2 separate regions of the Mus musculus genome follow, and region 1 is linked to region 2. A link is a contact called in ENCODE POLR2A ChIA-PET data. All regions are on one chromosome and are shown on one strand. The core of a region is the stretch at or near the end of the contact, and the rest is flanking DNA. Distances in the headings are between cores, read along the strand shown.

The links. ChIA-PET counts read pairs that join two places held with the same protein, here RNA polymerase II (POLR2A).
Region 1: POLR2A ChIA-PET joins it to region 2 with 13 read pairs in embryonic stem cell. The contact joins the enhancer-like site here to the promoter of 5031434O11Rik in region 2. POLR2A ChIA-PET finds 5 or more read pairs at or near these places in 3 of 5 experiments (Patski and embryonic stem cell).

What each region holds. Positions count from the first base shown.
Region 1 is chr3:51,610,746-51,614,524 of GRCm38, forward strand. No RefSeq gene overlaps it. Among named protein-coding and RNA genes, the nearest start is that of Mgst2, 49 kb to the right of the region's middle. Within about 2 kb of position 1,351, at least 1 of the 3 ENCODE cell types and tissues checked has a DNase peak (open chromatin) inside an H3K27ac peak, as active enhancers do.
Region 2 is chr3:51,557,761-51,561,737 of GRCm38, forward strand. It overlaps 5031434O11Rik (RIKEN cDNA 5031434O11 gene), which reads left to right and starts at 2,225. Exons shown (of 5, transcript NR_160686.1): 1 at 2,225-2,448; 2 at 2,989-3,129. It overlaps Setd7 (SET domain containing (lysine methyltransferase) 7), which reads right to left and starts at 3,063. Exons shown (of 8, transcript NM_080793.5): 1 at 2,758-3,063. The coding sequence starts at 2,797.

The DNA of each region.
Region 1 (3,779 bases), core at 101-2,600, 52 kb after region 2:
GTGAGTGTGTGTGTGTGAGTGTGTGTGTGTATGTGGTGTGTGTGAGTGTGTGTGTATGTGGTGTGTGTGTGTGAGTGTGTGTGTGTGTGTGTATGTGGTGTGTGTGTGTGAGTGTGTGTGTGAGTGTGTATGTGGTATGTGTGTGTGTATATGTGGTGTGTGTGTGTGTATGTGGTGTGTGTGTGAGTGTGTGTGTGTATATGTATGTGGTGTGTGTATATGTATGTGGTGTGTGTGTGAGTGTGTGTGTGTGTATGTGGTGTGTGTGAGTGTGTGTGTGTGTGAGTGTGTGTGTGTGTATGTGGTGTGTGTGTGTGTGTGTGTGTGTGTGTGTGTGTGTGTGTAGGGGGTGCTGGGAATGCTGGTTTCTGAACACAATGTGGTTGTTGCCCTAGTGGACTCTCAGTGGTCTGGGGGTCAGGAGGAGGATTGTTACCTGAGCAGAGCACAAGCTCAGCCCGAAGTCCGTGGTAGATGGGGTGGATGATGGTCTTCAGGACCCACCCCTTTCTGAGGAGCTCCTGGCAGGTGATAGTTCCCAGGGGAAGGAGAGTCATTGTTTTCAGTGATGTGACCACGGGTGGGATTCCTGTGTCCTGGTGGATGGGACTGCACTCACTGGACTTAATGAGTTATGTTTTTAAAAAGACATGAAGTTGGGAAGTGGACATGTTGGGGGAATTCAGGGGCAACTGGAGGAGGAATGAGGCACACATATGATCATAGTTCATGGTAGACATGTTTGTAATTCTGAAGAATAAAGTTTTGTTTTCCTTTTCTTTTTTTTTTCTTTTTTTTCTTTTTAGACTTCAAGACAAGGTCTTTGTGTAGCTCTGGCTGTCTTGGAACTCACTCTATAGACCAGGCTGTACTCAAACTCAGAGACCCACCTGTCTCCTGCCTCCCACGTACTAGGATTAAAGGTATGCACCAACATACCTTGTTGTTTTTAAAGTTTATTATTTTGGGTATTTTGCGGCAACAATGCTGAGGTTATTAACACAGCATTTTAAAGCTTCTCTTACGATCCATCGTCTGACTACCCCATGCCCCTTTCCCTGTCTATAGCTTAGGGACATTTTAGAATTCACCAATTCACCAAATTCTTGGCTGATGGCCACCCATTTTCAGTGGCGGAAGAGAAGAGGAGGAGAACAGGTATCCAGAGGGAAAAGGTCTTTTGGGAAACGTGTGTCTAAAATGGAGTTAAGAGAATTGGCCACTGACTGGATCTGAGAGGGACAAGAGAGCAAGGCTTTGGCAATCACTCCCATTTAAGGTCTGTGCTGAACAAGTGGATACTGAAAGCTTTGCCGGCACAAGGAGGCAGCACTGAAGCTGAGCCTCAGCAAGGGTTAGCCAAGGACGCGGACTGGAGGGCTGAGCTGGGAGGAGGGGCTGAGCAGGAGCCAGTCTGGGGCATGATGGGGCCGAACAGGATGACTTTGCAGGAGCGGCTCCAGGGGAGGTGTCTGGGTGCAGGCTGCTGTCTGAAGCCAAAAGGAAGCTGTAGACAGGGAGAGGGGCAATGGGCTGGTCAGACTTTGGGTAGTAAGAGAAGCTCAGAGCATAAAGAAGCTTGGCTCGTGAGAGTTTAAAGAATAAAGTGGAGCAAGAGGCCAGACAGAGCTTCAGGGAAAAAATGCGAAAGAATCCATTGTAGGAGAGAGACAGAGACATACAGAAAGACAGTCAGATAGGCAGAGAGATGGGGAGAGAAGGAGAGAAAGAAGGAAAGGGAGAGGAAGAGGGAGACAGAGAGACAGAAAGACACAGAGAGATAGAGACAGATAGACACACATACATACACACACAGACTATTAAGACCAAGATGGGGCACGTGTTACAGAAAGAGGGCAGGGAATCATTTGTAGTTGAACAGGTTGCCTGTGGGTAAGACACAGTGTTCATTATAGAGCTTCATCCAGGTAGCAGTGGCTCTGGTGACAGCCATTTTGGCATCCACCCTGGCCTGCAGTTGGGGAGGGGGAAGCTGGGGAGAGAAGATAACTGAACAGGAGGAAGAAGGAGGTGCTGGGCATAGGGGAGAATGGAGGAGTGAGGGAGCATTTTGATTTTCTCTCTCTCTCTCTCTCTCTCTCTCTCTCTCTCTCTGTGTGTGTGTGTGTGTGTGTGTGTGTGTGACACACACATGAAGGTCCAAGGTTGCTGTCATGTGTTATCCTCAGCAGCCCCTCACCTTTGTTTCTGAGACAACCTCTCTCACCTCTTGCTGACCCTGGAGCTCACTGGTTCGGCTAGTTTGCAGACTGGCCAGCAAACCCCGGGTCTTTGTCTCCCGCTCCCCCAGTGCTGGGATCATAGGAATATGTAGCTGTGCTCAGCTTCTCCGTGGTGCCGCGATCAAACTGAAGTCCTCATGCTTGTGTATCAGGCTCTCTCCTGGCTGAGCCGTTTCCCCAGCCTCTGACTTTACTTTCAAGGCAGTCTCTTATCAGCCTCTCTCATTACTGTGGCAAAATATATGAGAAGATATGGCTTAAGGGAAGAATCTAGGTCATGGTTTTATTGACTTCAGTCCACTGTTTTTGCTTCCATTGATCACGGTAATGGGCGCATATGGAGGAGCCTGCTCACTTTATGATGGTTAAGAAGTGGATATTAAAGAAGGGACCAGGGACCTTCAGAGGTGTACCCCTAATGACCTGTTCCCTTCAGCTAGGCCCCGTTCTCCTAAAAGTCCTTCCACCTTCCTAGCTGGCATCACTGGCTGGGGACTTGAGGCTGTGGGGGAACTTGGCCATAGCCAAGGAAACCAAGGAGTAAAATGAAACATGCTTAATGATGATGGGGAGAGTCTATAGGAAAAAGGAGACTGCAGACAGCAGTAGTGGCTAATCCCACCACAGGAAGGCAAAGGAGAAGGGATCTAGAGTCCCCAGCACGAAATGATGGGAGGGACAAAGTTTATTTTAAGAGGTGGAGGAGAAGGGGGAAGCTGGCAGGGGTGCAGATTTGGTGTGGGATTGTCACTGGTATCCTCTTCTAAGTAAAGTCATCGGGGCCATCTCCTGAGGGGGGATTGGCACAACAGAGCTGCAGGGTGGGCACAGGGTCAAGGGAGAACCAACTCCAGAAACCAGGGAAGGCTGCGGAGGTCAAAGATGATGTCTGAGGAGTTACTGGATGCCGGTCAGTCAGAAGGTAAGAGGCTACAGGCCTGCCTGTGATTTCAGAGAGGTGACAATCTGCTGTGACAAGGTCAAGGGTGTGTCCCTGAGGGCAGGCTTCTGAAGGAGAGAGAAAAATAGAGCTTCGAGGTGACACTGGTGGACAAGGAGGTCTAAGACTCAGATAGGACTCAGGAACTAGAGTTCAAATGGAAAACCTTCCAGGAAAGCCAGGAGCTCACATAGGTGGAAAACCCCACCCCTAAGCCCACCTTCAGTAACCTAGCAACAATGGCACATCATCATTAGCCGCCAAAATGCAGCACATTTCCACTGTCACGAGTCAAGTCAGTATTCTCCCTATGGGCGTTATGCCCCTTTCCGCAAAGGCAGGGCCTTCTCTTGACGCCCTTTCCAATTCACACAGAGGCAGCCTCTCCGAATCCCCCTCCCACAATAAACCTCTCACTTGAAATCTGCTGCATGGTGTGATCTTTGCAGCAGACCTTGGCCTAGAGCTGACAGAGGTACCCTGCCACTAAATCATAATCCATATGACGTAAGTATCAGAGTCCTGTAGCCAAGGCATTGGATTAGTGTGAGCATGGTTTTCCTCTGCACAGCGGTTGCCAGGGGCTGCTTTCTCCA
Region 2 (3,977 bases), core at 975-3,474:
AACGATCCTCTCTCCTGCCTCCCATGTAACTGGGATAACATATATGCCCCACTATACCTGGCTTTTCTAAGGACTTTAGAATACTAAGTCACTCTTGGGCTAGAGTATGTAGCTCCGTGGTATATTGTTTGCCCAACACAGCAAAGGAAACAAGGGAAGGAAGAAAGAGAGAGAGAGAGAGAGAGAGAGAGAGAGAGAGAGAGTGAGTCTTGTTGTTGTTCTTTTAAAAATCCAGGAATAGATATCACATCTGTAATGGCAGCACATCATATCAAAGCCAGCCTGGGCCACAGAGATCGTGTTTCACAGATCCACAAAAACAAAAATCTGCAAAAAAGCAAAACAAGGAAGTTCCTCTACTTGTTTACTCTTAGGTAAAACTGAGTGACTGCCCAAGACAAGCCAGCGTTTAAGCCAGCTGTCATAGCATAATTATTAATGGTGCCTTTCTTGCTCTAATGAGCTGATTTATAGTAGTGCTATATCTGTCCATCCTATATAAAAGCCCCCCCCCTCACCACCCCTACAGTTAAGGTAAAGAAACTGCAGTGTTTTGAATCTACTGGACTAACATGAAACCTGAAAATATACTTTAAACATTTCTTATCATTTTGAGACAGGGTCTTATAGTTCAGGCTGGGTTTGGACTTGCTATGCAGCCGAGGGTGACCTTGACCTCCTGATGCTCCTGCCTCCGCCTCCACCTGCAGGTGTGTATGCCACGGGCCTGGTTTTTGTTCACATGCCAGTGCTAGGATCATAAACAACAGAGCACATTTTCTAAACATCAGCCCTGGAGAAGGTGGCTTGGGCTGGGGGCACTATCTGTGCTTAAGGGTTTGTTTTTAAAAATTGCAAGTAAAAGAACAGGAGGAGGGGCTGGAGAGATGGCTGAGTGGTTAAGAGCCCCGGCTGCTCTTCCATAAAACCTGGGAAGAATTCCCAGTACCCACATGGAAGCTCACAACTGTCTGTAACATCAGTTCCAGGGAATATGACATCCTCACGCTGACATACATGCAAACAGAAACACCACTGCGCATGACATTAAAGAATAAAAAAATCACCATCATCAACAACAACACAAACAAACCTAAAAAATACTGTTTAGGGCAAAAAAACCCCAGGAAGAATGAGAGCGACAGTGGCACTTTGTTAAGAACACTTTTTCTGTCATAGCAGAAATTTACAAGAAGTCAATAACTTTGGAAGTTAAAGAAGGCTTCCTATGATTGGCTCAAACAATGCTAGCTGGGCCTCATTAATCCCAACACTGGGTTTATTTAGAGAAATGTAAGCTCTGTGGATCCGCATTTTAGTCTCTCCAAAAGTTACAAGCAAAACTATGTACTTAAAAGTTGTTAAAAAAAAAACAAACAAACAAAACAAAAACTAAAATGAAGAAATACATTTTACAAAGTAAATTAGAATGGATGCCTTTCCGGAAATTCAAAAAATTATTCTGCTTCATCTCACCCTAAGCCTTCAGCAGTCTGCAAAAGTTGTATTTATGGACACACCAAAGAGATTTCTCCCCACGTAGCACTAACAAGTACATATCCATATGCATTTGTTAAGCACAGCCACTTTTTCTTTATCGTTTGTCAGACCTGTTTATACAAATGAGATCAAAACCAGATTCAACCACCGACTTAAAATTAGTCAGTTGCTGTGTTTAACAAATTCTGGAACAACACTACGCAATCTTGCAAAAACATCACGGGAACACTATCTGGGATAGAATAAGATAAATAATAAATACGCTTAAGAGTGTTTTCCAGTGTTCGTTGTTACAAAATCATAACCTCTCAAGCCACAAACAACGAGATTGTATAACGTCGCCACGGACGTTTTATAAGTAGGGGGGCAAAAAAGAAAAAAAAAAAAAAAAAAGAGGCGGAGAAACTCAGCAAAACACGGTGGCGACGGGAGTCGGGGGAGGGGTGCGCAAGAGGGGGCGGAGAAACCTGACACCCAGGCGGTGATATCACCGGCAGCCGACAGCTCGGAATTCAGAAAGTTAAGTGTCACCCAGCAATTTGGGTCCCGGCTGGAGCGTCCGCACGGCGCGCCTGCACCTCGCTGGGAAGCCGGGAGGGGGAAGGGCGGGTGGCTGAGTTCGCCCAGGGGCAGGGTAGCCTGGTGGGGAGCGGCGTGCTCTACCTAGCCATGATTTCATCTTTTTTTTTTTTTTTTTTTTTTTTTTTTTTTTTACCCCGGAGGAGCGGCCAGGGCCGCCATGTGCCTGGTGTGCGGCCGGGTGCGTTGCGATGGGAGACCCACCTAGACCCGGCCCTGGTGGCCATGGGACGCAGCGACTCAGTCAGGAAAAGGGCAGGCGGTCGGAGAGGGGAAGTCGAGGTGGCTGAAACAACGCTGCCCCGCGGAGATCGCGGGCCTCAAGGGACTGCCCTCCCATCCTCCATCCCCGCAAGGACTAAGGCCAAGGTGCTAGGCAGCGTCGCAACTCCCAGGGAGGATGCTGCCGAGGCCAGGCGGGATGCAGGGGCCCAGCTTTCCCAGGGCGGCGGACCCCGCGGGGCCCCATTCCCCGCCCCTGCCCCGCCGCGCCCCGCACGCTCCCGGCGGCGTGGCGTAGGCAGTGCAGCCCCCGCCTGAGCCGAGCGACCCGCCATCCGCTTAGGGACCGCGGCGGCCTTCGGCTCGGCCCGGCGCGCGTCGCAGACCGCCACTCTTTTGGCGCTTTCCGCCCCAGGCGCCTGTCCCCACCCCAGAGTCCTGGAGAAAAGCTTGTACCTTCCACGGCTTCCTCCACCACCTCATCGTCGCTATCCATGGCGGCTGAGACCCTACCCAGCCCGGGGCCGTGCGGCCGGCTCCCGTCCCTCTGGGTGCTCCTGGTGGCTGAGCGAGCGCTGGAGCTAAGCCCTGCGAGTTTGGAGGAGGGGGAGGAGGGGGAGGAAGAGGAGGAGCAGTCGGGGCGGCTCGCGCTGCCTCCCCCTACAGTCCTTTCAATTCCTCCGCCAGCCGCGGCAGCCGCAGCCGCCGCCCCCTCTCCTCTCGTCCCCGGTCCCGGAGGCTCTGGGGTGCTGCCGCCACTGCAACTTTCTCCTGTGATACCCCCTCTTTGTTATGGAGCAGCTGATCCGCTGACATCACCCGGCGCCGGTGCGCTCCCTCCCTCGTTGATTGACAGTTCCCTGTCCTTTCCCAGAAGTGAGGATCCTTAGAACCCAAGGTGCTCCGGAGCTGCGCCGCCTCTTAAGACCAGGCAGTGGGCAGACCAGGCGGCGTTTACCTTTTGGCTTGGTTCACTGTTCGCCAGCCACGCGGTCCAGGTCGCCGCCGGCTGTTCGCTAGCGCCGGGGGCCTCGAGGGTACCCGCCTGGGGTGGGTGAGGGGCTCAGAGCACCTGATACCCCACGATGTGCCACCAGGGACTTGGAAGTGCGTCATGCTGGGTGTTCCTACCACTATCTCACTCCTGGACAGCTGGAGCGCACTCGGAACTAAGGAAGCCTTTGGTTCCTGAGCTTCTACTTCCTCTTGCCCTCGAGCCCCACTTCACTCGGCTCGCTACTGCCCAGAGTTGCAAAGTGCGGCGGGCCCAGGAGCGCAGGTGCCCCGTCCCCCTTCCACTGCCCAGCGCTGCCTCCACAAGCCAGTTCCCTCGACTCCAGGGGGCGTCCTGCGTCCTGGATTCCTCCCGACTGAACGTCCTACCCAGGAGTCCCCAGTCTCCATCTTCTTTCGCATCTCCAGGCCCCTAGAGAGATCCAGGAATTCAGCAAACCCAAATGGCAGCAGGCTGGTAATCAGGCCGCACCCGAGCTTTGGCCGATTCCTTCTCCTTGTCTTGAAGATGGAGCCACCAAGCGGAGAGCCGGAGCCAGGACCCTGTGTCTAGCGCTCCTCCTTCTCTCGCCTCCGGTCCTGTATTTGTGATGTCCCTAGATGTTTCTTTAGTTTCTCCAAGTGCCAACCACTTCACAGACTCAGGCATCTTTGAGGGAAGA